Linked DNA regions of Homo sapiens: region 1 is linked to region 2. Evidence: chromatin loops called from intact Hi-C (ENCODE). Cell type or tissue: PC-9. All regions are shown on one strand. Each heading gives the region's core, and the rest is flanking DNA. Links, peaks and the distances in the headings are about the cores only.

Evidence for each region. Peaks named below come from ENCODE experiments on the same cell type or tissue, not always from the same donor. Only the 100,000 strongest peaks of a DNase experiment are listed, where the experiment ranks them.
Region 1: it touches region 2 in a loop (14-fold over the local background); 2 of 110 quality-filtered maps call a loop at or near these places.

What each region holds. Positions count from the first base shown.
Region 1 is chr13:110,336,100-110,352,495 of GRCh38, reverse strand. The region is part of intron 3 of COL4A2 (collagen type IV alpha 2 chain); the gene reads right to left. It overlaps MIR8073 (microRNA 8073), which reads right to left and starts at 11,538; the gene lies at 11,467-11,538. RefSeq lists enhancers at 4,588-5,446, 8,395-9,343, 9,344-10,293, 13,837-14,338 and a silencer at 11,365-11,434. In PC-9, for the core only: no CTCF peak of the experiment used is centred there; DNase peaks (open chromatin) are centred at 4,595, 4,755, 5,665 and 9,065; H3K4me3 peaks cover 385 bases; H3K27ac peaks cover 3,428 bases.
Region 2 is chr13:110,432,306-110,448,701 of GRCh38, reverse strand. It overlaps COL4A2 (collagen type IV alpha 2 chain), which reads right to left. Exons shown (of 48, transcript NM_001846.4): 11 at 16,342-16,377; 12 at 14,260-14,301; 13 at 12,335-12,433; 14 at 10,665-10,700; 15 at 10,034-10,084; 16 at 8,869-8,913; 17 at 2,820-2,873; 18 at 1,838-1,904. Among named protein-coding and RNA genes, the nearest start is that of COL4A2-AS2, 23 kb to the left of the region's middle. RefSeq lists enhancers at 1-747, 1,734-2,234, 2,235-2,735, 3,900-4,089, 4,160-4,209. In PC-9, for the core only: a CTCF peak has its summit at 4,146; DNase peaks (open chromatin) are centred at 271, 2,541, 4,241, 5,171 and 1 weaker place; H3K27ac peaks cover 1,387 bases.

The sequences.
Region 1 (16,396 bases), core at 4,487-12,486, 100 kb after region 2:
ATAGAGTAGGGGGCAGATTAGACATTGCTCCTGCCCTGTGGCAGGTGACCAAGTAGACAAGAAGGTGAAATAAGTAAACAAACAACTAAACCCACATAATTTAAATTCTGGTAAGAGCTGCGAAGAAGAGGATGGTTAGAGAGCAAATTAGGAACAGTGGGTCCTTAAGTATTGCATTATCCTGTTCACAGAGAGGACTGGCTGTGTTCAGGCCTGCGCCCTAGGGCTCTGCTATGCTCCACTATTCCTTCTATGCCTACCTCCCAAGGCCAACCTCCCTGCCTGACAGCCTGAGGCTCTCACTGCTAGAAAGCAGAGACAGACTGGCTACCCCTAACCTCCAGGCCTAGGAGGGCACCACCTTCATGCCATCATCATCGTCATCATCATCATCATCATGATCATTATCAGGGAATCAGGAACATCCTGAGTTGGAGTGACTCGAAGCCCATTCTTCCTATGACTTTCAGGATGCTCCAACACTGCTGTGCTCCCCAACTTGCAGCTCAGGACTCCATTTCAATCTAGTGCCGCTTTTCAGTACCCACAGTTGAACATCCTTAGTCCCTACTCAGCTGACAGCCAGCTCAGTGGCTTCCCAGGCGCATTGGCCAGGAAACTTCAGACCTAAATTCCAAATCATGGAAGGAGTTTGCCTAGGGGGATGAATCATTACTTCCCTCAGCAAATGAATGAACATTTACTGAGGACCTGCAGGCAGTCCTACCTTGCCAACTATCTCATCACACACCAACCTGGAGGCCAGACCCCATTGGACTTATCTGCTCCTTCAAGAAAGGCAGAGGAATTAAAGAAGCTGGCAGAGGCACTGTGGACAAAGGGAAGGGGTGCTAAGTCTGATTATTGTAAGCTCTTGACATCTTTAGTGTTGTGGAACCAAAAGGAATAGTTCTGAAAAATAAATGTGAATTATACATTTTAGGAAATAAGTGTCCAAAGCAGCATAAACCTAAGAAGCAAGGTAGACTTGAAAGTCTCTGAGCTGCAAGGAAGAGATGAAGGACCGGTCATTCTTGCACCAGTTCTTAGGGACAAAACCCACGCCGGCAAGGGAGGAGCAGGGTAGAGAAAGCCACAGGCAGCAAAGAAGCAGGAGAGAAGGCTGGGTGCGGGGGCTCATGCCTGTAATCCCAGCACTTTGGGAGACCCAGGCAGGCAGATCGCTTGAGCTCAGGGGTTCAAGACCAGCCTGGGTAACAAAGCAAAACCCTGTCTGTACAAAACAAACGAACAAACAAACAAACAAACAAACAAAAAGAATAGCTGGGTGTGGTGGTGCACGCCTGTGGTCCCAGCTGCTTGGAGGGCTGGGGTGGGAAGATGGCTTGAGCCCGGGAGGTGGAGGTTGCAGTGAGCCGAGATTACGCCACTGTACTCCAGCCTGGGCAACAGAGCAAGACCCTATCTCAAAAAGAAAAAATAAAAATAAAGAAAGAAAGAAACAAGAGAGAGAGCAGGTAGCAAAGAAGACACTGGACAGAGAGTTTGAGGAAGATTTACCTGGAAGTTGTACCACAAATAAAATGGGAGGGAATAAGAGGGAAACAGAGAGGAAAACTGATCAGAGGCAGGGACTTAGACACAAAGTCAAAGAGGTCATGAGTGCTTGTCTGAAGGGCAGCTGCTCTCCCAGCTGGCCCCCGCCATGGCAAGTGTGCTGTGTGGACAGGGCCCATCAGCATCACCCTGGAGCTAGTGAGGAATGCAGGCCCCACCCCACCTTTCTTGGAGCAGAACCTGCTTTCTAGCATGACTTCCAGGTTAGCACACCGAGGTTTGCAAAGCCCTACACTAGGTGGTCGGATGGGCATTGTGAAAACAGGCTTTGTTTAGAGATAGTGAGAAAGCTGGAAACCACTGAACCATCACCCTGGGTGCAACAGAAGGTAGGAGTTATTACAGGTTCAGCATGTTCCATGACTCAGTGGGTGCCTGGCATGTCTGTCCTAGAAAAGTGATGGCCCTTGGACCTTGCTTTGACCTCTGTGACCTGTGCTGCATCTGGGGCGGCTCTGAGCCCTAAGGACTCAGTGGCTGAGCCTCTAATCCCTCCAAGTGCTAAAAAAAATTGTAGTTCTCTCTTTTAATTTTTTTAAAATTCAAAATATCCTTCTAGAGCTCTTCTTTTTCCTGTTCTGAAACTGGTAGCCAGCATTGCTGTGCCAATTCAAAACTGTAGGAATTGGAAATGTTTAGGAGCCAGTTGGCAGTGTATGTAAAGGCATAAGATGTGTTTTCCAGAAACCTTAGATTACATTCTACTCAATTGGAATGCAACAGACATTTTTTCCAGGTGCAGAACGGGAATCTTTGAGTGAGGGATTTCTTGGTTGACTTCATATATGGAAATTCTTTTCCTTGGAGTCTTATTTAAATCTTGGCATCATTACATTTAGAAAGATGTGGAAATTGGGCTGGGTGTGGTGGCTCACGCCTGTAAGCCTAGCACTTTGGGAGGCCTAGGCGGTGGATCACTTGAAGTTAGGAGTTCAAGACCAGCCTGGCCAACATGGTGAAACCCTGTCTCTACTAAGAATGTAAAAATTAGCTGGACATGGTGGCTCACGCTTGTAATACCAACTACTCACGAGGTTGAGACACAAGAATCACTTCAACCCGAGAAGTGGAGGTTTTAGTGAGCCACGACTGTGCTACTGCACTCCAGCCTGGGTGACGGAGTGAGACTGTGTCTCAATAAAAAAAAAAAAGAAGATATGAAAATCCATCTGTTTGCATGGATAGATTTACCATAGACATCAAATCACTCCAGATGCACAATCTAGATTCCTTGGTGAGTCTTTTACCTCTGGAAGAATAAAAGTCATGGAACCCTTTAAGGAAAACCAGGTTCTAGTTTCTTGAACCAGGCTCCTATCAGGATCAAATGCAGAATTTCTTGCTTGGAGTCACTAGCTGCCTGGCTGCCAGCAGAGACTCTGTCATTTATCAATGGGATACAGTGGAGTTGGAGCAGAGATCAAGAGTGGCAGCTGCAGGATTAAGAGGACATCCGGTCCTCCTGGTTGCTGCCCTGGCTCTTCTGTGAGTGACCCAATGACAGTGAGAAGAGAGTATCGTGTTGCCTTCACTAGGATCCTGTGCCACCAGGCAGAGGGAGAGTCCCTCCTTTGCCACCGGGGAAAAGGGTGTCCTCCTTGGTAGATGTCTGAGGAATCGCCCATCTCAAAACGTGGAGAAAACTGCCCAATGTCACTTCTCTCCATGGCAGATTGGTCCTTATATTTAGGACACTAAAAAAATAGGTTTAAATGACAACCTGAATGCCAGGAAACAAAACACATAAACAATTTAAACTCTTTGAGACTACTATTTCTCTACTACCACTGCAAATTGTCAACATATAGCAAGGGAACAAACCATGGAAATGCACCCAGCCCTCTTCAGACATGAGTATCATTTAAAGTGGATGCCATGTAGACGAATGAAAAAAAATGCTGGTCATTGTTCTCAACTTGCACATAGAAAATGAGCAGTAATCGAGTTATATGAATCGCAAGAACAAAACTCATCTGTCCCAAAACAAAGAATATTTTGTCCTCTACATGTTCCAAGAAACTTCTTGTCCAAGGAAGTCTTTTTAAGCCAATTTACCTCCAGCCAACAAGAGCCATCCTCTGAAGGGAATTTACAGATAGCTGACGATTGGATTGTGCCTAGCATCTAACCCAAATTCCCTCCACAGAGGAATACTGAAAAACCTACGCCAAGTGACAAACAAGATCAACATTACCTATTGTTAAAAAGTTATCATCCTTTTGAAAGCTAAAAAGTTATCTTTTCAAGGCAAAAAAAAAAAATCTATACAATTCTTTGTCTTTGACACAAGTCCAGTCAAGCTGGACTTTTAGAATTACTATTTTAATCAAAAAAGAGGCCAAAAGAGAAGAAAGCCAACTCGGGAACAAGGTTCTCAGTAAAGTTCTATTAGTTTATCAAAACAGGAAATATAAGCCATTTCCGCACATGCAGCTTTAGAAATTAAGGAAATAATTCCAACATGGTATTAGCAGGGCAAGGTATATGGAAGAGGAAGTGCAGGTCACAGTTGTACCACCCAGCACAAATCCTTCTTCTATATGCCGGGCAGCAAAGCCAGCCAATTCAGCTTCCTTTGTTTAACAGTACTTCAAGGGCATCCTAAATAAATGTGTTCACTCTACAGAATGGTCTTGAACTAGTCACCAGCTCAAGATGGTGAAATGCCTGAAGGACAGGGGCGCTCCCCCACGTACAATGAATAAGCCCCATGGGCTTTTCTGGAATGCCAGTGAGTGCCAGCAGTTATGACTGCGTCGATGCCTGTCCTCATGGAACTGAGAGACTCAGAGAAGGAGGGAGGAGCTCAGGCTGTGTATTTGGAACAGGAGAACCAGAAAGAAATGACAGTAGTTCAACGAGTTGGGCTAGACACTCTTTAGGAAGACAGACGTCCTTCCTGTCTGGAAGCAATCCTTTACGGTCTCCCAGACGAATACCTGAGGAATGGGATCATTCCCCATCCTGGTTCAACACGGCGGCAAGACATAACCAGGAGGCATGACGTTCGGTGCCCTCCCCTGAGTCATCGGCAACAAGCCCCGTGTTTTCATATCTGCACACCTTTACATTTTAACGAGCAATGACCGGCCAAGTGGGCCACCTTCCATTTCTCCTCAGGCAGCTCAATGTCTGGGTGTTTTCCACACACAGTGTGCTATTGGCAGGGCCACCTCTGACAGCCGTACTTTAGTGCTGGAGCTTGGGTCCTGACGGGCAGGACTGGCTCCAGAAAAAATTCAGGAATTTGACTGCCAGGGCATGCAGTGTGTGGTGGGCCAAAGGCCAGGGCCAGAACACATCCCAGTGACATTAGTCATCCTGAGACATTTAAAGCAGGCTGAATGACAGTGGAGGGATGGCAGGCAGGGCCCCAGGTAGGAACTGCTGAGAACCCAGGATGCTGAAGAGCAGGTGTGAGGGGCCAACTGGGAACATGAATGATGTAGCAAAGGGCAAGAGTTCAGGCAGAGAAGTGACTGGTCCTTTGAAGCCACAGCATCTTCTGCACAAAGGGAGGATGATGGCACCCTTGCACAGGGCTGCTGTGAGGGTTTGGTGATGTAACTCAGCCCCCCGAGCCTTCCCAGCTAAAGGGTCTCCAATGCCTGGCTCCCCGGCCTAGAGCTCCTGACACATGAATGAGAGGTGAAGCCCAGCCAACATAGTCTAAGCCAACGCTGCCTTGGAAATGCCTTGTCCTGGGCTAGAGATGATCTCAGAGCATGGGTGGGCCTGGTTTCAGGTGAGGACAGGTAGGCCATCTGGCTGAGTGAGGAAAGGGGGCTTGGCATTTCCTGACACACATCCTCTGCCCTGGCCACTTCTTCACAGTTCACACTCAGTGCCTTTCTAGAGGCGAAAAGCAGGCTGAGATGCGCCCTCTCACCAGCGAGGAAGGCAGGTGTGCACACGGGCCCGGCATGCGGAGGCGTGGACCCAGGTGTTCGCACTTGGCAGTGAGCCACGATAAGCGCAGGGGATGAGGCTCTGTCCAGAGCCAGTCTTCCCCGTTCTTTCATGGCCTCCCCTTAGTCAACAGAGCACCCTGGCCTTCACCCCGGGAGGAGCTGAGCCCTCATTTGTTGGGTGGTTTTATTAGGTGCTGGGTGGAGACTCACATGTGCCTCATCTTGAGTCATCTGGTCTAGAAGCCTGGAACCTACACAGCAAACACCCAGGGTGTAGACATGGGTGTGGGGCCGTCGTCAGCCGTCAGGCAGGCAGGACAGCGACCAAAGGGGCCGGGTTGAGCTGGGCAGCACAGGTGACAAGCAGCCTTCACAGTGGGCATACAGCAGAGCACTGGAGCCACAGAACAGGGCACTGAAATGCAGGCAATTTCCATCTCGGAGCACTGGAGGGTGCCCCGTCGAAATATGAGTTGCCTGCATTTGAAGGTTTCCTTGCCTGTCTTCGAATGTCTTGGTCACTAGAGTTCTGGGGCCCCTGCTTCTCTCACTCAAAGTTACTTCCTGAAATCTGTTCCATCACTCCTGCCATAGACACTGCTCCTTATATTGTCTATGGTGACCACGGGATCAACGGCTAAGACCGCTGAAGATTTTCATTGCAATTTAGATATATTTATTAACCCATGGCTAAATTCTCCTTTGAATCAGGTCTTACTCACTTGATTTCAAAAGTTAATCTTAAATGACTTTCTGTCTGGGATTCCCAAGGCTTTGAGTTACGCAGGAAACAACGCCCCAAAAGCCTCAAACAAGAAAGAGTTCTCTTTCTTTTCAAGTATTTTGATACTGTTCCTTCAGTACCCCAGGAAAGCTCCTCATTTCCAAATTCACCTCTCACTGGCCTTCATTGCTGGCTCCTGGCCCCCAGGTTGTGAGGGTGATAGAGGCAGCCCAGGATCCTGGCTGGGGTTGCCCAGATACATCAGCAGCGCCCCGGAGCTGGGTGTGGGCAGGATCCCAAAGCCCATCTTCTTGATGTCATCATGAAGTGGACACACAGCTGGCACTATTCTGAGAACTAACACGCACCCCAGCTACCTTGCAGAAGGTGGTCCCCCTGTGCACAGGTACACATGCCCAGGCACAGATGAGATGGAACAAGATGAGAGCCTGGGTGTTGCTATCTGACTCACGTGACTTCTGTCCCACACAGCAGCTGGGGGTGTGTCAGTGGACCAATTGCCAGAAACCACCTTCCCTTGCCCCCTGTCCTTCTCCACCCCTAATATAGATGGCCACCCTTCATGTTTTTGTAAATCACTAATGGCTGTCTAGGTCGGTACTTAGCTAGGTGGGTGCTTCTGGTATTAACCCTTTAGTTGAGAGCCCATATCAGGTTAAAAAGAACGGGTGAGGACGAGATGTGCATCAATGTGAGTCTGACTTTCTTCTTTCCCAGGTGAGTGGCTGGTGTGTTTGAGGAGGCCTCGACTGTACCCATAGGGAAGGTGAGGGTGTGAAGCCAGCATCTGCTGTCCTCTGATTCCTGCACCCCACTGCTTCCCAGGAACAGCAGGCTTCGCTTCTCCTGAGACCCGCCGACTGGGGTTCTGCTCCCCTGCATCCACTGTTCCCTCCACTTTCAAAGTCTCTTTTTCTTTCAACTACAGCGGAATGCTTAATCACTTATTTTACATGCTGAGGGAATGTGAGGATTTTCAATGCATTGAGTATGAACACCTCTGAAGTTCCATCCTCGCAAAGAACTTGCGTTTGTACACACTGTTCCTTCAGCTTGGAATGTCCTCCATACCCTCACCTTCCTTGTCAGTGTAGTCAAGACCAACTCAAACACACCAGCCACTCACCTTGGGAAGAAGAAAGTCAAATCACATTGATTCACATCTAGTCCCCACTCATTCTTTTTAAGAACAGGCTTTTCTGCTGTAACACAGTATATGACTGTTTCTGAAAAATTCTCACACTCTGCAAAACCACACAGCAAACCACCGAGGTCCATGGGAAAAACAGAGCTGGGGCAGACCACTCAATACCGATGCAACTTTGTAACTAGGGCCTTAATAAAATTGGTAGCAATCCTAATACAAATAATAGCACAGTTTAATGGACATGTTAACTTCTCAAGTAAAGAAATATTGCAGTAAATAAAACAGTTTATCTTGAAGAAAAGTGATGGCATAGTTTCATAGAAGGGGGTGTAAGGAAGTGCTGAGACTGCTACACTGCAGAGAGCAAGGACAGGATGACCAAAGATTGGGAAGAGCTGTGGAGAAAGCATTTCTAAGGAGAGTATGTGGCCTGAGCGAGGCAAGAGAGAGAATACTGCGGCCCTGGGGTCTCGTATAGAGTTCCATTCCTTGACAGTTTGCTGTGCTGATGTGTATTCTTCTACTTACCCTCAGCTATCCTGTTACTCAGTGGTACAAACACCATGCTGGGAAAAATGTCACGCATGAACTAACATGACTTCCATCTCATACTGACATCATTCTCTTCTGTTCCAATTACCTATCAGCAAGTATGAGTTAGAGGAGATGTGCTGTAACAAACAGCCTACTTCAATATTCTCTCATTGGCTACTCATTTAAACCTCAATGTTGTCGTCAAATAACTAATAAGAAAATTGGCTGCATAAAAGACCATCTTTTATGAAGGCTATTTGTCATGTCATCCTTTTAATAGCCTGAGGGATTTTGTTCTGTCTCCGTGTTGAGAAGAACAAGTTACAAGGAGCTTTTAACTCTTGTTCAAGAGGCCATCAATGTAATCATAGTTAGAAGTGAGTTTTCAGACTCATAGGTACACATGCAGTGAAGAGTTTCACATGTTACATTTAGAATAAATACCCTTACATATTTATGAGCTATGTTGTTTTTCTTCTGTTTCGTTAGGGAGAGAGTTCACCGAGACATCATCTAATATAAGCATTACCTCACACATTATCTACACTAAATTTTAATTATTTATACGGCATGCCAGTTCTTGGTATTCTTTGGCAATGAATGAAAATGTGTATGTGGTTAGTATTGGCATATAGGTCTAAGGTAAATATTTAGCCCTGTTGGTAATAAACAAAGTGGGTCCATCTCTTGAAGCTATTTATTCCAGAGAAGTACCTTCAGTTTAAGAGTTCTGTTCAAAACCTGCCCTCTGTGCTAAATTTGGGAGAAAAAAATCTGAAAAGCATGGAATGAAAGAGATCCAGGAATCCTTTTTCAGAATACAATAAGATTTCTGTTCTGGTTGGTGAAGACTGGTCTAGGCAAGGAAGGTCCCCGTTTGCATTGGCACACAGCAGCGCTGCGCTGCCCGGGCAGGCTCAGCCTCAGGTGCCTGCAGCTTTATCTTTGCAAACTTGACCATCAAAGTCCCAGGGGCTTTGGGGCCATGGACAACACCACACCCATGCGACAGCCACTTTACCTACCTGCTGGCCTGGCTTCTGGGTTAGAATTTCTGAATTTCTGCCCCGCCCTTTCTCCTGGAGGTACGCTGCCAAGTGAATCACGCCTGGCAGCTTTCAGACGGCGTGTACCTATGCCTTCCCACATCAGCAGGGATCGAGGATGCCTTTGCTGTGAACTCACACTCGGTAGTTTTTTCTCTGCCTGGAAGAAGGTCTGTGCATAAAATCTGCTCTAAGTCACAGCAGACGCCTACTCCTGGGGCCAGCAGAGGAGAGCACCCACTGGGTACGGACAGGCGCAGGCAGCACTCCGTTATTTGGGAGTGGATTATCTACCTGGATATTTCAACAGTGGATTTTCAATCCCACTCCTCTCTGCCCCTCACTAGGTTGTTGGGATTTTAATTCTTGTGTTCGATGGACAATCAGAGACCACACACACAGTCACTGCAGTATGAAGTTGCAAAGATTGCATGTTCCCTGGACTAGGTTAGACCAAGTTTTGGACGCTAACCTCTGTCGATAAGGCTAATTTGGAATTAGCATGCACACATTTTTAGGTTTGAGCACGATTTTTAGAGTCTCCTGAGTGTGAAATTTTAGGAGCCAGCTCTACCCTGCTCTCCTATACCAGTGCATGAAGACAGTTGATTTTTCTAGTCTTTTTACGCTTAATCTGGAGTGTTTGCAAGAAGATGGGTTCTTCCTGGGCTCCAGAGTGCTATGATGCTGTCTTGTGCCTTTGCCCTGCCCTAAGCTTCCAGTCGGGTGTGCGGGTCTCCAGTGCTGCAGATTTGGTTTGCTCTGAATGGCACTGTGTTTGGGAGAAACTTGATTTGCTTTGGACCAAGGGTGCCCGGGCTCCAGGCCATGTTTCGTGGGGGCGGTCTTGTGAGGAATGCTCATCCCACATGCCCTGCAGGGTCCTCATTTAAAAAATGGGTAGAACCTACTGTTCCTGCCTCCTGGGGTTGCCGTTAGGATGAAAGGAGATTAACCCACGGGAAGAGGTGAGGATAGTGCCCGGCTCCCGGCAGGAAGTACCCAGCATCCATGGTCCATGTTCTTAACCTGCATTTTATCATCTTCCCCTAGTGGGGGAAGATGCTGGTGTATTTCCATCTCACGATACAGACCTGGGGAACAGCAGGTGTCAACACTGTTATTGTTCAAGGAGATTGCTCTTTATGGAGACACTTGCATGCTTTAGGATTTTCACTGAGTAAGCATGCATATAATGCTGACTCTATATGGCTTCCAGAATTCACCTTAAAAGGGTCTTACTTGATTTAATGTTAAGTTCTAGGTACCATCAATTTCTCTGAAGTAAGATTTCAAAAGGAAAAAATTTAGTAAGCTAATTCATCTCTAATAAGTCAAATTCTTAGCTTTCTTTATTCTATCTCTCTCTTTCTTTTAAAAAATTCAATGAGTAGCTGGCTTAGGCACAATTTAAATGGCTCATCTATGCCGAATCTTGTACCCGAGGTCAACCAATGAGCCAGGGTCACTTGGGATCCAGGCCAAGATCCCCATTCTCTGTTCGTCACTATGAGCCTAAGATAAAAATTCGTGAGTCCTGTCTAAGCAACAAGGCTTGTAGTCCTCCTATGTATCAAAAGTGCTCTTATCATATTACAAACAACTAACATGCTGAGATTATAAACATCCACAAACGCGGACTTCCTCCAGTATTCTATGTGATGTCATCTGGCCCTTCTTTCATATCCGCTTTTATTATGCTCCTGTCCTTTCAAAACAGACTGTGTGCCACAGTACAACAAAAGCCAGGAAACGTCGGCCCTCTGGCAGCGAGACAGAGCTGGAAACAAGGAGAAACTGATAAAGCAGAAACACCTCCAGATGGAGAAGTAAAGAATCAATCCTGACACAGCAACTCAGCCTGGCGTCTTTAAAGCCGGTATCCCCTTACGCACACCTAAGGAAGGCTCCTGCTCTGCTCCTCTCAAAGTGGAGTTGTTACTGAGTTGTTTTCATCAGTGCAGGTGGACATTCCCCAGAAAACGTCCTCTAGCAAACACTTCTGAGAGTCTGCTAAGTGCTAAGATCTAAAAGCCAATAGGCAGGCCCCTTGTCCTTGGGAGAAGACAAGCCAGTGGCAGAAATCAACAGCCCTGAACAGTAAATCCTTAACAACACCTAATCAGCCACAAACTATGTACACCCAACCTAAGGCTCGTGAGTGAGTCCCACAGCCACCCTTAGTCACTGCTCCATAGGGGCTGGACGGCCAGCAGCTGGGATTTCTGGCTATGGGTGGGAACATGACAGAAAGCAGGGAACACAGAGCTTTGTGCAGGGCGGTGTTGGTCTGACACTCTACTGGGGAGAAGCCCGTCGTCCCGATGACGCCACGCGCTTGGATGTGTTTTAAAATGGGGTTCTGATGCGAAGGCAGCGCTGGCCACCGACCTGCTCAGTGAACACCGGAAGTGGCGGGCGGGCTTCTTTCCCTTCTCTGTCGTGATTCAGTGCTTCCTGTCACCCCCAGCACACCCCTCCCCACCCCTGGGGAAGCCACTGCCAGGAACCAGCTCCCTGACATACCATAAACAGTCAAACACTGACGACGCTCCCTGCTGCCAGGTCACTGAAATCTTTTCCCTTAATAGACAATACTCCTCCTCCTGTTGGGAGCAATCCACAGACGCCGGAACACGAGTCAGAAAGGAACAGAGTCCTCTGAAGTCCCCAGAATCGCATGGCTGAAAACGCCCCGAGAGTACCCAAGGGTCACACTCACACATGCAGAGCCTGAAGCAAGCGAGAAGCTGGGGTTTGCTCTCGGGGAACTTAACAGCCAAGGACATAGAGTGAGCTCGAGACCCTAAAGACTCTCTGTCCCTGTGCAGTTCTTTGTGCTTCGTAATGTCTTCATGAGCTACAGGACTGCTCTCCTTTCTTCCGCAGCTGCCCCAAAAGACTGGATCTTTCTGCCCCTGGGCTAGGAGAAGTACCCTTCAGAAGATGCTGCCAAAGGAACTCCCCAAGGTGGGGAGGGGATGAACCTTAAACATTTTCTTTCTACACTTCCACTCTTCTCAAGTCTTCTCATCCTCTTCCTTTATCTCTTTTTGTTCTTTTACATCTTTAGAATGAAGTCTTTGGAAAGGTGGATTTGCTGTATTTGTAGTCAGCTTACATGAGGACCATGGCCATATCTGTGGCTAGAGTAAATTGTCCTTGGCTGGGCGCGGTGGCTCACGAGGTCAGGACGTCAACACCAGCCTGGCCAAGATGGTGAAACCGCATCTCTACTAAAAATACAAAAATTAGCCGGGTGTGGTGGCGTGCACCTATAATCTCAGCTACCAGGGAGGCTGAGGCAGGGAACTGCTTGAACCCAGGAGGCGGAGGCTGCAGTGAGCTGAGATCAGGCACTCCAACCTGGGCAACAGAACAAGACTACATCTGAAAAAAAAAATTGTCCTCTTAGACTGGACTCTGCAGGGGCACCAGGTGCCCATTGGGTGAGAGGTTCTCAGGCTCTGTGAACCAGGAGGCCCATTTATTATCCACTCTACCTGTCACCCACCCTCAAGGATTCAAGCCATTCTGGCAATGTCATAAACCGCCAGGATGAACCTTCTTCCTTCCAATCAGTGTAAACAGTGTTACTGTTCTATACTGGGTTAGTTACAGGATACATTATGAGTTTATACAGCTTCATGGAGTGCCATTGTTCCATTTCTGGAATGCTTCTGAAGTGCCACAGACTGTCATTATTTGGATGGTCCAGGTTAGCAACTCCTCGGCACCGAGCACCTCTATTTTGACTCCTTCTTTGATTTTTTCCTCCCACCAAGTTTACTGAGCATCTATTATGGTCCCAGGTATTGTGCTAAGACTGAGGATACCAGGTTCAAAGATCAGATTTCCAGAACTGGAAAAGATGAGCAAGATGATTAATTCTGGGAGATCCCAGTCTTTTATTAATGAAGACCTACTTTTGACTCTGTTTTTGTTTTTTTTCCCCTATATCTGAGGCTTGTAGAGAAAGGGGCTGTGCTGCTGGAGGCTGAGGCTGACATGCACTCCCTCTGGCTCAGTCCTCACAATTGGGTCGGAGGCAGTAAACTCGTTTGAGACTGACCGGCCAGGCTTCCAAGGTCAGGGAAGCCCCTGCTCCCACGACATTCTTCCCACGAAAACTGGGTGCTACAGAGATTTTAGGGAACTTCCCTAAGATGAAGCCCCAAATATGCAAGCACCAGTGATTCCCTCCATCCAGGAATCTCATCACGATGCTATTGTGATAACATGCTGCCCCTCCCACACCTACTGTCCATCAGAATTCAGTCCTCTTTTCTCTAAACGAAGGCTTTCTGCACAAAAGGTAAAAGAAATCCAACTGTTTGGCCCATTTAAAATCAAGTCACTGAAGTTTCTCTGAGCTCAATCACACTCTTCATCTCTGAGGTTCATCTCTGTTCTTACCACATGATAACGTGAAAAAATAGTTTCTTAAAGAGCTGGCCCCATCATCTCCAGAAATGATGTTAGGGAAGGTCCGTGGAAGGCACAGGCCTGCAGTACTGAAGGCAGAGGCATAACTGCCAACCACAAGTCACTGATTACAATCCAAGAGCACCATTTTCTTCCTTTTATGGGGCATACGACTCTTCCAAACATTGTCCTGCAGATACTTAAGAAAACAAAACAAAGCCCCAAACAAAAACCCGAGCTCCTTACTCCACAAGCGTTGTGACCTCCCGGCTCAGGGCAGCAGCCAGTCGTTCTTGGCTGTGGGAGAGAACCTGGGAGGGCGGCGAAGAGCAGCCAGACATTTTTTCAGCTTGCGTCTTCAGGGGACAGAAACAAGGCATTCTTTCCTTCTGCAAATCCAGGCTAGCAGCTCAGGAAAACAATCACTCCTTTTCCCAGCTGCAGAGATGGCTGGATTGCCTTGGCTGCCTTGCACGTTTCTCCCCTAATCTTCCAGATAAACCATCCCTGGGGTCCCAGGTTTAGCTTCTCGGCAGAGGCCCGTTGTTTTCAGTGAGTGCTAACTGGGAAGGCCCAGGCCAGCTCCCTCCTGCTCTAGTAGAATTATCTGGGTTTAACGGGCTCCCTAGAGCCTCAGTGCTCTTCAGGGGGAGCATTTTACCCCCACCCCCCCCCACACACAACATTTTCTGTGTCTTTTCTCCTAGTTTTAATAGTTGGCCACATGGCTCAGTAACTGTGCCTCTCTCCTCTCTCTCTCTTTCTCTCTCTCTCTCCCTCACTGTTTTCCATTGCATTTTTGCTCTTTTTTGCCAGCTAATGGTAGAAGCTCACCATTGGAGCCTTCATATGCAGTAACTGCTCAGCCTTAACAGACTATTCCCTTCTCTCTTAAATTGATGAAAGACACTTTTTCTCTAATTATTAGAAACAACTAGTGAAATATTTATAGAATATAATAAAATGCACATGAAACAGACTCAACAAGGGATCACGGAAAGATCTAATTTAAAAATCAGCTTAGGATCCAAGTGAGCAATACGCAGTTCCTATCACGGTGGCATAAATGGTTCCTTTGGAGAGTTTTGTGTGATTCCAGAATACTGTTAATCCACACCCCTGGCCTCATTAACCTACAAAGCAACAAGAAAAGGAACTTCAAGCCCTTGGCATCATGCTGTTTACTTTCAATGCATGTTCATTTAGTGAATATATGCTCACTGCATATATTTTAGTGAGTACATATATCTTCACAAGTATCAATGCTCTCTCTATTTTTAACAGTTAAAAAGTGCTTTTCCCAAAGCTGTCCTGAAAAATGTCTTGGGGACACAGACACACACAGCAGAACCTGCTGCAGGGACTTCCCTGGGACAGGCAGACTTCAGATTCTTAGAGCCTCCAGCACTGTGTCAGAGGGCTGCTTGCGGTCAGATGTGGAGCAGGACCTTTTGGATAGCAAGGGTGTGGCTAAGGGGGAACATCAGCCTAAGCCTTCAAAAGCCCCCAGTCTGGACACCATGGGCCATGCTTTGTGAATCCCAAGGCAACCCTCTCTGAGCCTGCCACCAGTACATCCGCCCTCTGACGCTGGTCCAATCTCACTTCCACTGCCCATCAGGAGCTTCCTGCCCATGCTGCTCTGGCTCGAGCCTGGCAACAGCTTCCAGCCTTGGCAGATGCCGCTGGAACGCTTGCTGGGACCATCACTCTGGACTCCACTGCCCATCAGCTGTTGAGCCCTCACTGGCACTTATTAGTTAGGAAAGCCCATTTTAAATCTTACGTTTATGATTCCAAACAGCAGGGTACAGTGTCCTTCACACGAGCCCAGTGGTTTCCAAACTTGGCTGTGATCAGCATCATGCCGGGTGCTTCTAAAACTTCCGGCGCCCATGCCCCATTCCAGAACCGCGGAATCAGAGCGCCAGGACTGCAACTGTCACTGGCCTACAGGCTTACGGATTGAATGCAGTGAGCATATATTATACGTCCTACGTGTACAAAACAGCATCAGCATCCATAGATAAACGCAGTCTGTTTTCCTCATTTCCCCTCATTTCTCCTTGGAACTTTGAAAACTGCATTGCTAACCAGTGCAGTACCCAGAGCAACATTTGGGAACTTCTGATGTAACCTGTATAGGAACTGGTGTGAGTGTCCCGTGAAGGAGCACAGAGGCAACCCAGGCCACGTGGGAATGGATGTTGTCCAGAGGATGCCAGCCCCAGGCTGAATGTGGTGACTCTTCCCATGAACTGCTTCAGAGGGAGCAGAGGAAGAACTGCCTTTGCTGGAGGCTTCCCAGAAGCTGATCAACGAAAGCTTCAGGAATAAGGCCCTGGGGTCAAGGCTCTGTATATAATATGTTCAAACATCCTCGGGAAGGAAGCTCCCAGATGAGCTGCTTGCAGATGAGATGCCACCCCCTGAGGTCCATGTCCTGCCTCCTATATTCCCCAAGCAAAACCCCTGATGCAGATAAAAAGGGACCCCCTTTCCCCAGGAAAGGGAACAACAGTATGTTTAACTCTTTCCTCCACAACATAGTCCTTTACAGATGAAATGAGGCCTACTAGGCCAGGTCGTCGTAAGGATCAGAAAGAAAGCCCAGCCCTGGGCAGCGCGCAGGAGCCCTCCTCCAGCGGCCGCTATTGTTATCCCACCTCCCAGGCCTCTTCTAAGATGCATTTTGTTTTATGGAGCCTATAAAAACCTACTTGTCCAACTTCATTTTGATATTCGCTTCCCATTTTTTTGAATTCATCTATTTTCATGAATAGCACCATTATACTCAACTTTCCGAGTGCAGCGCCATTATGATTCCCTGCGTGTTCATGAAAGATCAGTTATGCTTGAGACAATCAGACAAATTATCAAAGAGAGCCATCAGAATATTTTCCAGGAAAAGAGGAAATGGCCTACTCTCAATTCTCTACTTCAATGTATTAGAGCAGTGGAGAAAATAGTTCAAAATAGCCGAGACTAAAAAAGTTAAAAATCAAAAAAC
Region 2 (16,396 bases), core at 267-8,266:
AAAATTGAAAGCCACAGACCTTCTCACTTGTTTGGAAGAATAGCAAGATTACTTTTATTTCTAGGTACCTTGGAATCATTTCTTTTAATACAAACCCCTCTATCCTTTTTGTCTTTTGACAAGTTCATGCAATGTTACCTTGAAAAAGATACATTTACTGCCTCTTTTCCCTGAGGGAATCTGCTGGTTAGTCAACCTTTGACTTTAAGAAACCCTGGAATGCAAGTCAGTCACATTCCAGCTCACCAATAACTCGGGAATGTTGTCCGGTAGAAAAGGCGGCAGGCAACCTCCGCATTTCTGAATCCGCTTGTGGGAAAAAGTGAATTTTGAAAGCACCCGCCTTTGCAGTGTGAATTCCAGGAATATAGTACGGTGAGAAGGGAGGGGTTGGTGAGAGTTGGGTTCTCAGTCAGCAACATTTTTAAAAAATGCAAAAGAAACATCGCCAGCATTAACTTAAAAATTATGTTCTTAAAATCTCAAACAGCATATTTCCTTTTTACCAAAATTATTAATAATGAGTCAAGTCAAAGTGGGCTCATGGCTCTTTTTAGTGGGTCTCAGGTTTGGTAGCCAGGTGTGCGCCATGGATGAGGCAGGAAATGCCAGCTTCGTAGTTACGGGCATCATGGAAGCTGAGCATGGATTTCAAAATATCCCCATTCACGGCTCCACGCCTCCCCAGACAGACATCTCAGGGGCTCCTGGAGGCACTGCCCATGGCCCTGTTCTGTCCTGCGTTTTGATCAGCATTGGATGAAGACATGCAAAGCCATTATTAAACTGACAGAGGGCTCGCTTCGAAGCAGGGAGGTGAATTCTTGACACCTAGGCTTAGAGGACAGGGAGACCAGGTGACCTGCTGAGTTCAAGAGGTAAACACCAGAGCGTCTGTATTTAAAAAACCCTACCCTTCACAATGCCTGTCTGATATGTTTCTGCACGTCGTCACTCAGTCAGGCGTTTGCTGAGCTCCAACTCTGTGCCTGTCCTGTTCCAGGCATTGGGAATACAGCAGTGAACAAGATGGGCTGAAATGTCTGTCCTCACAGAGCTGACTATAACATGGGCCAATGATCCGCAAAGATATATACGCACGATTATCAGGAGGAGGTTCTCGAAACATTTTTTTTTTAACCTAGAAGGATGCGCATTCTACAAGGTTCAGAGCCAAGTGCTCTAGTTGCAGGACTAGGATCAGATTTCCATATGATCTCGCCAATTTGGAAGCCGAGCCTTAATAACAAGATGAGCATTAGTGACGACATGCGCAAAGTCCTTCGTTTACACTCCAAGGTCAACTGTGACAGTGGGGAGTGGTTGTTATGTGTAAATATCTGGGAATTTAGTTGCCTTGAAGCCTGAAAGCATGTGACTGTTCACTGGTTATGAGTTATGATCAATTCCAGGTGTCGGGCTGGCAAGCAGAGGGCTTAAGAACCTTGGTGCATTTGGAGAAAAAATCCGAAGGCGGCTGGGGCTGCTGCCCTGGATATCTTCAGCGATAGTCCAGACGGCAGAACTAGAACTCTACAAGTTAAGCAGAAGTGAAAGAATTCCCCAACGGAGGGGATTTCTCACGTGTAGGTGGTGAGGACTGTCTCAGGCACAGGCAACATGAAGGTCTCCCTGTGACACATTTAAGCATGAGGGAAATTGTACATGAAGTTATGTTCTAAATTTCGTGGTTTATTTTTTATTTTTTTTATTATTATTATACTTTAAGTTTTAGGGTTGCTTAGAATATCTGTCTTGAAAGTTCATAGCTCTGTGTCCCTAACAGGAGAGAATGTGTATGCGATGCTGAACTATGCAGGTGAAATTGTTCACACACCTTTTGCTAGGGAAGGGTGAGGGGAGTAGGCAGGTAGTCCAGGGGGCCCTGGGTCTCCGGCTTCTCCCTAGAGAAAGAAAAGAGAAAAACAGGATGTGAGAATAGCCTTTTGGAGTTTTTGACAGTACACATATTTCCAAAGAAGAAACCCGAGCGTGGACCGTCAGGCTGGCAGAGCAGCTATTTCAACCAGTGGAACCACAGACAGTGCCTGGGGCAGCATCCCCATGCTAGGGTGGCAGAGCCTGGCATCCCAGCCACCAGCCACAGGTGCCCAAAGAGAACAAGACAGGCAGGGGCTCATCTCATTTTGAAATCCTTGTCGAATGCCAGGAGACTGTGCTTTCTGTAGTTCAGACTATTACATTTTGGGTAGTGATAGCCGAGCCGCCTGGCGAGGGTGGGCTGGGAGATGATGCGGCCGCAGGACCCCCGTGGAGCGCCATCTGTGTCGTAAGGCAGCATTTGTCATAAGGCAGCATCCCGCGCACCACCTTCACCTCTTTGAGCCTCACCCGGCTCAGAAGTCCTCTCCAGATGTGCCCCCACCCAGGTTCCCCACGGGTGCGTTCCCCTCTCAGCTAGACCAGCAGCACCCACCTGGTCTTCCACCTAATGGTCTCCCCTCCCTGCAAGCCCAGGAATTACTCACACAAGCCACATCCTCCCTTGGAAACCAGGGGCACCGCACCCTCTTGTTACTACAAGGCCTGCCTTCCCCAGGGCTGCTGGCTTCCTCTGTGCCTGAGCGCACCCCTACGTGGCCCTGAGTGGCAGGTGGCACCCTTCTCCCTGGCAGGGAGCACACGTGGCTCGTAGGTCACCATCCACCTCGTCTGTCCAGTGTCAGAGGCCGTGTATTTGGGGATCTTGTACTTTTTAGGGCAGGGGATGCCTCCACAGGACACCATCAAGAGGGGAGTAAGGCCAGCCAGGGTGGGCGAGACACCATAAGTGGCAAAGACATGAGAAACGGGCTCACCTTGGGTCCCCGGGGTCCATCAGGCCCTTGATAGCCATCCAGGCCTCGGCTTCCCTGCAAGAAAGATATTTGCTTTTAATTTTTGTCTCTGATGTATAACTCCAAAAAGGGACTGCAATGGCATTATTATATCTCACAAAATGAACAACAGTTTATTAAAGTCATGTATTAACCCAGTCTGTGCTCAATTTTCCCTGACTTGGGTCTCAAAAATGTCTTTTTAAGGTTGCTTTGCTAGAACCAGGAGCCAAAAAAGTCCAAATATAACACTTGGATGCTATGCCTCTGAATTCTCACTTAATTCACAATAGTCCCTTCTTCCTTTCTATGTTTTTAGTATCATTTTGTGGTTGTTGAAGACACTGGGTCATCTGTGCTGCAGATGTTCTTTGTGGTGGGCTGCAGTCAGTCTCACCCCCGTGGTGTTGTACAATCTGTTCTTCTAACCCCACGTTTCCTCCACGTGAGTCATTAGGGCTGGAGGCTGCCCTAGGTGCAGGTTCCCCTTTTCAGCAGGGATCATTTGCGGAGGATGCTGGGCACCTCTTCTCCTACAGAAGATATGAGTGTCGGGTTGCTTTTATGATTGATCGTGGGGTCAGGTGTTGACAACCTGAACCAACTGTTGAAACTCTCTCCCAGGGTAGGTTTTGAAAATCTTCATTTAGTACCAAAATAGACGCATTAAGGTTTCTTAAGTTAGAGTTTTTTCTCTTCATTAAAAAAAATCTCTGCTGGGTATGGTGGCTCATGCCTGTAATCCCAGCACTTCGGGAAGCCAAGGTGGGAGGATCACTTGAGCCCAGAAGTCTGAGACCAGCTTGGGAAACATAGTGAAACCCTGCCTCTACAAAAAATACATAATGTAACCGGGCATGGTGGCAGGCACCTGCAGTCCCAGCTACTTGGGAGGCTGAGGTGGGAGGATCGCTTGAACCCAGGAGTTTGAGGTTGCAGTGAGCTGTGATGGTACCACCATACTCCAGCCTGGGCAACACAGCAAGACCCTGTTTCAAAAATAGAAAACAACTATAACACTAAGTTTTGTTTTCTCATTCCCTTGAACATTTTTTGAAAGAAAAAGTTTATCATTGAGTCATATCATGAGGTATCTGGACAGAAGAGTAAAGCTCTCTAAAAATCTAGCAATGTATTCCCTCTTTTAAAGAACATGCATGGTTCAGCTCTCAAAATTCAGAATGCCAGATGCCACAGGTATAAGAAAGGTCCATTCTCTGATTACTTTCGAGGTTATCTTGACACCCAGGAGCAGGTGTGCTGAAAGTCATGTTGTTTAGACTGAATTGAGACGGGCTTCACTTTGTGTGTGTTGTTGTGGTCCTGTGGTTTGGACCCGGACTTTCTCTCACGCTAGGTGGAGCTGAAGACTCAAAAGTAAAGACAAACTTCTGTGATTTTAAAAATGAGGTCCTGTTTAGAGGCCACGTCATAAGCTAAGCTAGGAATCCTCAAGTACCTGGCATGACAGGAGCTGGCAGCTGGACACTCAGTGGGAGCTGTGAGCACAGCCACAGACTGGCCAGCTCAGAGGGTGCCCTGGAATTTGTCAAATCTGAGCTTCACTCTGGGCCACGAGCATCACACACCTATGCTGTGGCATCCTCAGCAAACAAAACAAGCACCCCAGACACCACGTGTTGCCATCTCTGCTGAAGGGTCCAAGACAGCATGGGCACTTTGAACCATCTGAAATGCACTGGGCATTATAGAAAACCCATTGGGGAAGGGGGACAACTTAAGAAGCACTCAGGATTCCTCTGAGGCAGCTGGAACCCCAAGAGCCAAAGCAATGAGCTAAAACTTTCCAGGGGAGTTCCCAGCGGCAGGTCAACAGGTCAACTGACTCGGGGGAGGCTGAGGGTTATGCACGACTTAAGGAGAAAATGCACCCTCAGGGTTCATCTGAGACCACTGGCAGTGAAACCCAGATAGGCGGGAACCCTAAGTCAAAATGACGATCAAAACTTTTTCCTCTCTGTTTCTCAGTGGCAAACACAACAGGGTCGGGGAGGCGCAGGGATGGCCAAGGAGGAATCACCCAGGCGCTCCCAGAGTCAGGCTGGCAACCACCCCGGGAAGGACCCAGTGGAGGCTCCGCCGGGCTCCCTGAGACCCCGCTTCCAGGCAAGGTCTGTACTCCTGCTAGCAAGCTCACCACAGAGCCCACCCTTAGGGAAAGCTGAGGTCAGGAGACTGACATGCAGATCACTATTTTAGAATGGATAACTGTGAAGGGCTTTGAAACTGCAACCTCCTTTCTCCCCGGCCCTCCCCCAAATCTAATAACTTATCACTCATTTGAATTCAGTGAGGTCATATATATGATTCATAGGAAGTTCTGATTATGCAATTTTAGAAGTACAAGGTTGATTTTATGTTTTTCAAGGGTGGAAATAACTGGAGTAAGGAAAGTCCTTGGGCAGAAGTCCTCAGGGACTAGCTGACACAAACAGATGAAAAGAATGTATGGCTAGGCTTTTTTAGGGAGATGCATGTTTCTAAAGCTTAAAAGCAGTCTGCTGTCTCTCGTGGTGTGAACTGGCCTGTTATCTTTCTGTTCTTCATTTGCCTGTTGTACCCTTTTCATTGCAGTGGCCGAGGGAGCACCTGTTAGGCTAAATAGAACGCATGTGCCTCTTGAAAGAGGCGCCTCTGCAAAGAAACCCTGCCAGCCTGCAAATGAGATGCGATTTAGTATAAAAGACTAAAGACAGTGAGAGTTCCATAAAAGAACTCAATCTGAGGTCATGTCTGCCACTTCAAGCTTTGCAGAGGAAACCTACACACAGCCACAGGGAACACTGAGGCTGCATCTGGTGAGTCCAAGTCATCGACACTGCAGCCTGTGCAAATGCAACATCCCTGAAGTCCTGGACAGTCCTCATAGAGGACAATGGTCCTATTGAGGGGGGACTTCCCACAACACGACGCGTGTTGGTGTGGCATGTATTCCTCAAAGGAGACTAGGTCTCAACGAACACTTTTTAAAATAACTCTGTGGAGTTATTTCAAAATTATAAAATAACTCTGTGGAGTTATTTCAAAATTATAAAATAACACTGTGGACAGCATTTGCTCAGTTACTAAAGATATGTTTCCCCTAGAAAGAGGAGACGAAACCATCTCTAATTTATCAGAAAATTGAATATAACCAAATTCATAAATGCTACGTCTCCATTCCTTTTTAGAAAAGGCTGGAACTAATAGAAGTTCTGACAATCTCAGTGGGGATGACAGGCAACCAATTCTGTGTTTATGTAGAGGAGGGCAAGTTCCTACCCAGGATATCTTTTCTTTTCTGGTTCCTCCCATTTTGATGCACTGTTTATGTCACCGAGCAGTTGCTCCTTGGAGGGGCTTTTGGTGTCTAGGGGGAGGTGTTGGGTGGGGAACAAATGAAAGTCATGGAGTGATGGCCACCTGGCCAGTGGGATGGCAGAGGGCGGACATAGCTGTGGTGCAGATCGGTGCTCACAAGCACGGCGGCTGCGTCATTTGTGTATGTCTGCCTATTTCCCATTTCTATAGTTGAGTAAACTGCCTCCCTGTAACCCACTTAACTGGAAATATCTGCATCTTCGCAAGTTGTTGCAACTGCAGAAAGTAAGCTGGGAAATGAAAGCCTGACGCCTCACCATCCTCACATCTGGGCCCCAGCCCTGGAGCTGCCAGGTGGCCACTGTTTACACAGCATCTTGTCTTTCATTAACTTTGGAGTTCCAGGGAGCAGCTCTGTGGAACTGCCCTTTTTTTTTTTTTTTTTTTTTTTTTTTTGAGACAGAGAGTCTCACTGTCTCTCCCAGGCTGGAGTGCAGTGGTGCGATCTTGGCTCACTGCAACCTCTGCCTCCCAGGTTCAAGCAATTCTCGTGCCTCAGCCTCCTGAGTAGCTGGAATTATAGGCATGAACCACACCCAGGTAATTTTTTTTTTTTTTGTATTTTTAGTAGAGACAGGGTTTCACCATGTTGGCCAGGTTGGTCTTGAACTCCTGACCTCTATGATCCACTCACCTTGGCCTCCCAAACTGCTGGGATTACAGGCACCTGGAAATGCACTTTTAAATACTACAAGTCCCTTGTGTTGAAGATGGAAAACTAAAGATAATTATAATTTTACCAGCACATGGTAGGAAATTAACAGCAGCACTTTAATCACATGGGGTAGGTGGAAACGGGTTACTTTTGAACGATAATGTCTGCTTTAGCCTCTGTCCCTTTACAATATTTGCTTTTCCTAAGCCATGAACTAGAATGTGGCCTCTGGGTGGGGTGCATTTGGATAGCTCTTGTTCTAGGTGTGCCGCCTTTGGGAGTACTCCGATCAGTAACTGATGTTATGAAAGGCTGGGTGTGATTACGGCAAAGCCTGGCATTGGCTCCCTGGGCTGAGTTTAGCATAAAATAACAGAAATGGGAACAGTATGATCATTGGAGGTTGCAGGAAGTCATCAAGATTGGTGTTAAGTTTGAATGGTCAAAAGCAGAATGCTGGGTCAAGACGGCCCGTGTCTAGAGCCAGTGGAGGTCAGAAAGCGAGTCTGGGAGGCAGGTCCATCTGTGGTCCTGGAACAAGCATGGCGGAACCCCCACCAGGCCTGCCGAGCTTCTGTACCAGCTAACTGAAGCCCATGGGCCTCCAGACGCCACACTACTCTCTGTGCAGCCCTGAGCAGGATTCAACGGAGTTGTGATTCTGAGGCTAGTGATTTTGATAAAACTCTATCTCTGTGCACCTACTAGGACTGAGTGATGGACATACTAGCCCATGGGCAGGCAGCCAAGCCCTGTGTACCACCGAGGTGACTGCATGTTTGCTGGAAATATGAAAACCACCTCGAGGGCGTAAGGAAATATGGCGCACCTATTGACTGCCATTCTCTGCAGCTTTAAAGAACGAGGCAGATGTGTACCTGCCGACTTGGAACATTCTCTAAGGGGCACTGGGCAGAGCAGCACAGACACATTTCTTTTGTTGCTCCGTTACATGCATGTGAAGCTACACGTCTTTGTGTGTATGTTGGCATGAGTGTGATGTGAGACCCAAGGGGCTGTCAGTGGTGGTGTCTGGGGAGCCTGCCGGGCCTGCCGTAGGAGGCGTGTGCTGTGTGCTGTGGGGTGGGACCCGCAGGCACAGTGAACAGTGAAAAGGCATCAACCACTGAACTATAACATTGTGTATGACCTAGAGTTCAGACGGTTCTAAATCTGACCTAGATTCATAATACATTTCTTTTTAAAAATTTTATCATTATTATTATTATTTTATGATGGAGTTTCACTCTTGTTGCCCAGGCTGGAGTGCAATGGCGCGATCTCGGCTCACTGTAGCCTCTGCCTCCCAGGTTCAAGTGATTCTCCTGCCTCAGCCTCCTGAGTAGCTGGGATTACAGGTACCCACACCATGCCTGGCAAATTTTGTATTTTTAGTAGAGACAGGGTTTCACCATGTTGGTCAGGCTGGCCTCATACTCCTGACCTCAGGTGATCCACCCTCCTCAGGCCTCCCAAAGTCCTGGGATTACAGGCATGAGCCACTGCACCTGGCCCATAATACATTTCTTACATAACATTTTTCTCCTAAAAAAAAGCCAAAAATCTGTCCACAGAACTCATGATAAAAATAATTGGGTTGTCATTAAACATAAATGAAGTGTCACAGTATGGGTCAATCTATAAAAAAATTTAGGTGGACCCTGGGTCACCAAGTCCAGGAGCTTCCTATGAGTGACAAGGACATGGAGGAGGGGTGTGAGGTTGGACGATATAGAAACCATGGCTGGTGGGGTCGAGTGACGGACACTTTGAAAGGGAGGAAGCAAAAGATAGTTTGCAAAAATGAGAGCCAAGGTAATGACCCGGTTCAAGTATTGTGAGGCAGGATTATCTTTGTGACTGCAAATACAAGAACCATTTTCAATGTTTTTTTCTGGAGACAATTTTCTTTCCTGAGATGCCAAGGCCTATTTATTTAACCTCTGTGGGATGTCGTGGGCCCAGAGCAGACTGCAGTTCATGCATCCAACTTACCTTCTGTCCTGGTGATCCTTTTTCACCACTCAAGCCAGGGTAACCCTGGAATGAACAAAAAACAGAAGCAAACAGCTCAGAATATGCAGTAGACATTTCCAGAGGGCTTGACTACGGCACCTGGCTGTGATCACAGCAAAATGCCGATGGACAGATTGAACAAGTCTCAGGTCCAGATTTTGAAGAATAGCAACAAATTGCCAAATTCAATACCAACTATTAATACAATTCTTTCCCCTTTACAAAGTTGTGGGGAGGTGGGGATGGGAAATAATGACTATGATAAAAAGGCTCGAAGAAAGCAGAATCCATCCTAATCTCAAAGCTGCTTCCCTGTGGAAGACGTCAGAGCCACCCCAAGACTCTCATTTCCTGAGGGAGACACATCATTTTAGCAATACTTTCATAACGTGCATCATTTCTACCACGTAAAGAAATACAGAGAAACTCACAAAGATAGTACAATGAAAAACTAAAAATGTAAAAAGGCTTGTACTCTAATGTTCTACTGTGTCTCTCTATTCTTATTTTTGGAGAATGTAAAATACGGTCTTTTGAGTGGTAGCAACTGCCAGATAGCCACCAAAATTCTGCTTTCTCTTCCTGGGCCCAGGGCTCTGACCACCCGTCCCAGCCCTCAGCTAGGTGTGGTCGTGGAGTGAGTGGGGTCAGTCCAGGCTGGGGCTCTGAAGGTGAGGTCTGTCTCCCAGGTGGCTGAATCACCGTGGACGGTGACCCCTTCCCGACCCTTACGACTAGGGACATTTTTGTTGGGCTCTTGGGACAGTCGGAAATCAATGTGTGTTTGAGATATTCTACATTTCTGGTTACTACAGACTAACTGAGCTGAACACACACAACCAGAAAGGTTTTGTGCGGTACTCGCGCCTCCTCCACGGGGAGGGCCGCGTCTGCACACCTGCTGCTGGGTGAAGACGGTGTGTCAAGATGGTTCACGGATTGTAGCCAGCGCAGCCCCCAGTGCTAGATGTTCGTGCTGGGGGGCTGCTGTGTGTGTGTGTGGGGGGGGGTGGGGAGTAATAACGGGAAATCTCTATACTTTCTGCTAAATTTTGCTGTGAATCTGAAACAGCTCTAAAAAGGAAAGCCTACTGAAAAAAACCAAACCAAACCGACAACTGCAGTTATAAAAGGCGTGGTTTACCCTCAGTCCAGGAAAGCCCATGATTCCTTCTTCTCCCTTCAAGGAAATGCCCTAGGAGAGAGCAGAGGGGGCGTAAGGAGCAACCCAGGGGCGGCCCCTCCAGCCAACAGGGCCCACGTGTCATCCTCTGCTCCAGGACTCTGTGTTCTCAGCCCCGATGGTGTCCAGACCGCCTGGCGATGCTCAACTCAGGCGCAGTGCAGGGCACGGTCCTAGGAGACCCGCCAGCCTTCCCGGGCTGTCACCCATCCAGGACTGCATGTGTCATGTCACGTGGTAAGCGACCGCGAGGGAGAGCTGGAGCTCTGAGGACAGGCAGTGACAGAGGGGACGGAGGGCAGAACCCGGTGGCGCCTGAGTGGAAGCCACGCCCCTCCGCCATCTCCATGCTCCCTTCCCAAACCTCAGAAGATGATTAGCCAGTGTTTATGATGCCAAGAGGAAGAAATTCTAGAACTGACTTCTTAAAATACAGTGTAAAAATGCATGCTAATACTGTTCTGCTATGGACAAGGGGATGAGAGACTGGCGGTGTGCGGGCCCCGAGCGCATGGTGCACCCCGTCATGCCTGGCAGAGCGCCGACAGCCCAGGAGCCACAGGGGAGGGGGCATGCTCATTACTCGACTTACTCTTATTCCTGGTTCCCCCTCACTGCCTTTTTCACCCTGTGAAGAATATGAAAAATAAGAAACGCTTATTAATTTGAGGATGGTAATGGGTAAAAATCAATCAGGGTTCATGACATGAGCTGAAAGTACTGAATCAATCCTCACACAATCATCATAAATTGATTACAACACATGACTCTTAAATTTTGCAGCTTCAAAATTCAAGAGAAAAGAGGTGTCATTTCTTCTAGATTTTCACAAGATAAATTAATTCCTGTATTCCTCTTGGTACAAGTGAAAGTCTGTCTTTCCTTCTCTCTGTTTTCCTTTATCCCCCACACCGTTCCAGGCAGATGTTTACATCCGTATGGTGGGAGAACGTGCCCAAGGAAAAGCCTTAATGAAAATACTCTTCGGAAGAAAACATTACTAGGAGGCCCTCTGAGAAAAAGATACACATGGAACATATTGAAACTTGAAGCAAAAGTGGCTGTTGAAAGCCATGTCAATATCATAGATCAAAAACATGATCTACGTTTTTCCCATTTCTCTTCGTCTAAAATGGTGAAAGAAACAGCAATTGGCGGGTCCTTTGTCCCCGTCATTTCTGAGGGTACCTTGGATTCCTGCAGGACACAACTGCCCCTGCGGGTTGGCCATTCCCAGCCCCGGATCCCACCCTGGCCTGGGTTGTAGAAAAGGTGGGAAACTTGACTCGGAAGATTGAGCACCTCCACGTGGATCAAACCTGCTCTGGGCTCCAGTCCAGAAGCTGGACAGAGGCCCTCCCTGCCGTCTCCCAGGACATTTTTGTCAACGGTCACTCATAACTCGAGCCTCAGCCACCTGGGTTGATTTCCCCCACAAGGCAGTGGTCCTGCCTGCCAAATCCGCCCCAGGATGCAGGACCCAGGACACAGGACCCAAGCCCCACCCTGCTCAAGAGTTGGGAACCAGATTCTATTTGGAAAGTTAAGATCTCCCCGTTTGGGGTTTCTATTTTAGTTCCCAGATATTCTGCGTGCCCGACATGGTACTGAGTGTTTCACAGTCGCCTGCAACCTCCTCGTCAGCTCCAGGAGGTCAGTGTCGCCATCCCCATTTGACAGGGGGAACAGGAAGCCCTAGAAAGGCTGTGGGACCTCCGAGTGGGTGGGTGGCACAGCAGCCTCCAAACGTAGAGAGAGTGGACGCGGCAATTCCTATTTCAGACTAAGAGCATGATTTCAATTAAGCAAAATGTTAATTGAATGATTCAGAAACTGTCAAAAACTGACTTTGAACCTCCAAAAAGGTGCTTCATGTCAGCAAAGAAGTAGGTTTTATTTTGCTGAACACATTTTGCTAGACAGTTCCATGATTCTGGCTTTGAATTACGGTATGACCATTAGCCTCCACCTACACTGAATGTAAGGATAGATATAAGTTTTTTTTTAAATGAATTCTCTTGTTGCTTCAGATTCATCAGAATTGAGATGATGGACTGACGACGGGATCGCACTGTGAATCTAGTAACCGTCTGGAAGAGTTGAAAACATTCTGGGAGGACCCGGTTATGTTTTCATGGGTAATGTGCCAAGTTGGTGGTGAGGCTTTTTCTACTTGGAATGTGGTTGAATACAATTGAAGAAATGTACTTTTACTCTCCTTTTTTTATTTCAACTATGAAAAGAGTCAATTTTGCTCTTTACCTTGTACTGATCTGGGTGGAAGGTGACTCCTGTGGGCGCGATGATGGGGTGGAGGGTGTCTGATGGAATCCCGTTGGGTCCCGGCTGCCCTACGTCACCCTGCATATTGTTAAGCAAAAGCAGTTGTCTTTAAATCGAAAGGAAACTACAAAACTCGAATACAAATACAACCTGGCCAAAATACTGCAGTTTTAATGTTTGCATATTACTTACCATATGTATACCTATTTACAGTATAATAACCACAAAATAGAGTAATCCTAATGTAAGTTTTTTATATCCTCCTTTCATTAGCAATCATTTAGAATTTATGCATAAAAGCCATGTAGGTTGTTTACAATTCTGGACTGCATTTGTTTCTGTGGGGTTGTTTCCTTACAATGAATTTCTATATATGGGAATTATTAGGTATGAGGGCTGAATGTCTTTATGGTTTTTGACAGGTATTACTCTACTGGTTGCCAAGATGGGCACCGAGATAAACGAAATGCTGAAGAAATGAAAGACTACTTCCCCAGCTAAAGATGTTTTTATATAATAAAAAAAATCTTAAGTAACTATAATATCCCAAGATTGCTTTAATTTGCATTTTTATCATTAGCAGAAAACACTTTTTGATGTGGTGCACAGATGGTGAAACCGATCTATCTAGAACATTACTGGACCGTTATCCTTGCATAATATTCTGGGTTTACCTCCCAGAAACTGATTGACACAAAAGAACATCATTGTCTTTTCCTTTCTTTCCACATTAAACTGTATCATACAAGTCTGAGCCCAGATATCACATAACACGGACAGCAGTAAATGGAGATGATGGGTCAGCTGCAGAAAGTGATACTCCATAGTGTACGCTGAGTGTCCACTAATAGAATATCTTAAAATACCCAAACTGTTTGTTCTCCTCCCTTGTACCTGTTGGGCCCCTGATGTTTTTTATTCATTATTTGCATAAGTCCTTTGTAGACTGTAGACTCTAACTTCATCTCCATTATATCTAACGGGACTATTCTCTTCTCCCACCAATGATTTCTTCCCAGATTTTTCTTGTTTTTATTATTTTGTTATATTTCATTGTATGGGGCTATAAATTTTTATGTGTTTGGATCTTCAATGTTTTTCTTTCTTTTTTTTCCCAGAAGCCCACTGCTTGCTAATTGTCCTTTTTTGACTTCTTCTATGGCATTAATGTAAAGAAGGAAGAGTTTCTTCTTCACACATGAGCAGGACTTGATTCAACTTACTGTGCTGTTCCATCAAAAAGCAGAAGGGAAAACAAAATAGAAATGTTCCAATCATGAGGCCAAGGGTCAGGTCTACTTTACAGTGGGCTCATGGCTTTTGTGGTGAACGCAATGGGACTGTGTTGGTGAGGTTTTGCTTGCGGGGTGTGGCGCTGCGTTAAGCCTGTCATGCACGTGATCTCACACGTTCCTCTCAAAGGCCATGAGGTCTTTGGATCTTAGCACTCTAAGGAAGGAGAAAAGCCACATGGTCCTTACGGCTGCCTTTGTGCCCTACCAGGGCTGGTCCCTGAGATCCCCTGGTCCCTGAGATGGCTCCATGTCAGCCTCTGGCTGTAGTCTCAGTCCCCTCCATCACCTCTGGGCTCCACACAGGAGAAGATGCACTCAGTGACATGTCCTCACCTCCACCTTCTGAAGATGAGCTGAGCTTATGTCTCTGTGTCAGAGTCTCGGCTAGCCTAGATGGTCTATGTTTACCGTCTTGTTGATGCAGAATTATCACTGGTATGTAGGTGACAACCTAGCACTTTGCAATGATTATTTCCCTATGCAAATGGTCTGTCTGCAGATCAACTCAAGGTAAAAGTTTTACAGCACAGAACTTAGTAATTAAAATGATTTATTTCCTGGCTGAGAAATGCTGCATGCCTCTGCTGGAATTGACCAGGCTTCCTTTACCTTTTCACCCTTAACTCCGTAGAAACCAAGTCCTCTGTTGCCCTGAAAAGATAAATAATTTCTGTAAGTTTTAAAAAGCCAATAATCAGAGAGAAATAAAATTATTTTTCTTAGAAAAAGAAACCCAAGGCCTATTTATCGGCAACTTTACTGAGCAACTATATTTGCATAATATTCTTGCTTTGCATTGTAGAAACTAATTGACAGTTTGTCATGTCAGTTGACCAAGGCCTCAGAGTGAATGAGTGGGAGCTGAGATTGGACCCCAGGTGGTGCTGGCCCTCGATCGTGAGTATATGGTCTCTGCAGACTGTAGTCTAAGAGCATGTCCCTGGGTTCTGGCCCCTGCAGATGGAAGAAGCAGCCCCATTTCACTCCCTGGACTCTGCATTTGAAGATCATGATTCGTCTTTTCTTCTGGCTCAGTCTTCTCTCATTTTGGCAAAATAATCCTCATTTCATATAAACTTTACCTATCTTTTTAATAATCTTTGGAAATTTAAAATCAATCAGAATGTAATGATTTTACGTGATTCTCTGGGCTTTATCCAAACTTTTTGTCTTCCTTTTTTACCTAAGAAGCAAAGCTAGGCCCAGTATCATAGTAAGGATTTAATAATTTCACGAACGTAGTAGCCACGTGTGGGAGGACTGACAACGCTGACCTCTAAGATTCGTGCATAGAAAAAGCAAGATGACAAATTTGTGCACATCACGGGCACTGTCCTCTTCTACTCCCAACAGCTTTGCTTCTTTCCCAGGGTTTCTGTGTGTTCCCACAGTGACAGCGGGGTCACATAAGCCCTATCTGATCTCTCTTTCTCTGCAGTCTACCGTCCGCCCCCTCCAATGTCCAGATATTTTCTGAAAATAAAAACAAAGCCTTCAATGAATTTTTGCCTTTTGCTTCTTCCCCACCTGGTGGGGAGCTGAAATCAAAGCACAGAAACGCGGCCAGGCTGGATTAGAATGCAATTTGTGTGAGTCCCCCACAGTCCCTCTCTGCCTCCTGAGCTGGTCGTCAAAGTCACCAGGAAGTGACTTGGTCAGGGGTGAGGAGGGCTGTTGATGTTTGCCGCAGCAAGGGGAGATCTGAGGCTCACGCCTGGGCTCAGGGCTTGGCTGCTGCCTCCTCAGCCCGGCCGCCTGGTCCTATTTCTGCTGCTCTTGGCCTGGGGCCCATCTCATCCTGCTCCAGGCTGCCAGGCGGTGGGGCGTCCAGCGCAAGCCCTCCAGCCAACCGGAAGCTGTGTCAGAGGGGACAGGAGCCTGGGGGCATGGGCGGTGGCAGCTGTAGTCACCAGGGGTCACAGCAATGGGCAGGCATGGCAACGTGTGGGCTTGGCACGTCCTCCATCGGGACACAGGGCAAAGGAAACGTTCCTAGATGCTTCCCGCTGGCAGCCCAGCATTTCTGAATTATGTTGCATTTTGATCAAATACTTCCCTTGTCAACTGCATTCGTTTGTCTTGGACATTTATCCAGCTTTCTCAGATAATAAGGAACCCTAGTTCTGTCCTCCGAGTTTCTAACAAACCACCTACTTTGCTGTGTTCCAATCAACTTAATAACCTTTCTGGGATGAAAACAGTATACAGCTTTGGGCTCTAGCCTAACTTGATTATCACTGAATATATCCCTAGAGGCTGACATTAGACTCCTGTAGAACCTAATTCTAGCCAGATAAGAAGAATGACATTGGCCTCCCTACAACAGATAGAGTTACATTTTGTCCATTCTCGTAAATCAATGCATGTGAATAAATGTGAACTGTCCCTAAATTGTTCTAATCTTCGTTTCAATCAAATGTTCCTCAGTGTGGTTTTCATATACCAACAGGCATGTGGTAATTAATTTGCAAACAACAAATCATTCCACCTGTTTACTTTTTTAATGTCCAGAGGCACCATGGATCTATCCTTGGAGTTTAACATTAAGTCTTAAAAACCTCCAAAACTGTTTTCATCATAATATAAACAATAAATAGTTGCCAACCAAGAAGTTTTATGGTAAAAAACAAACAAACCCACAAACACCTAAGTACCCCCTTCCCTCATCCTCACCCCCCAAAACCAACTTACTTGCTGTCCTTTTGGTCCAGGGGGTCCAGGTGGTCCCTGTACAAATACAAAGAAA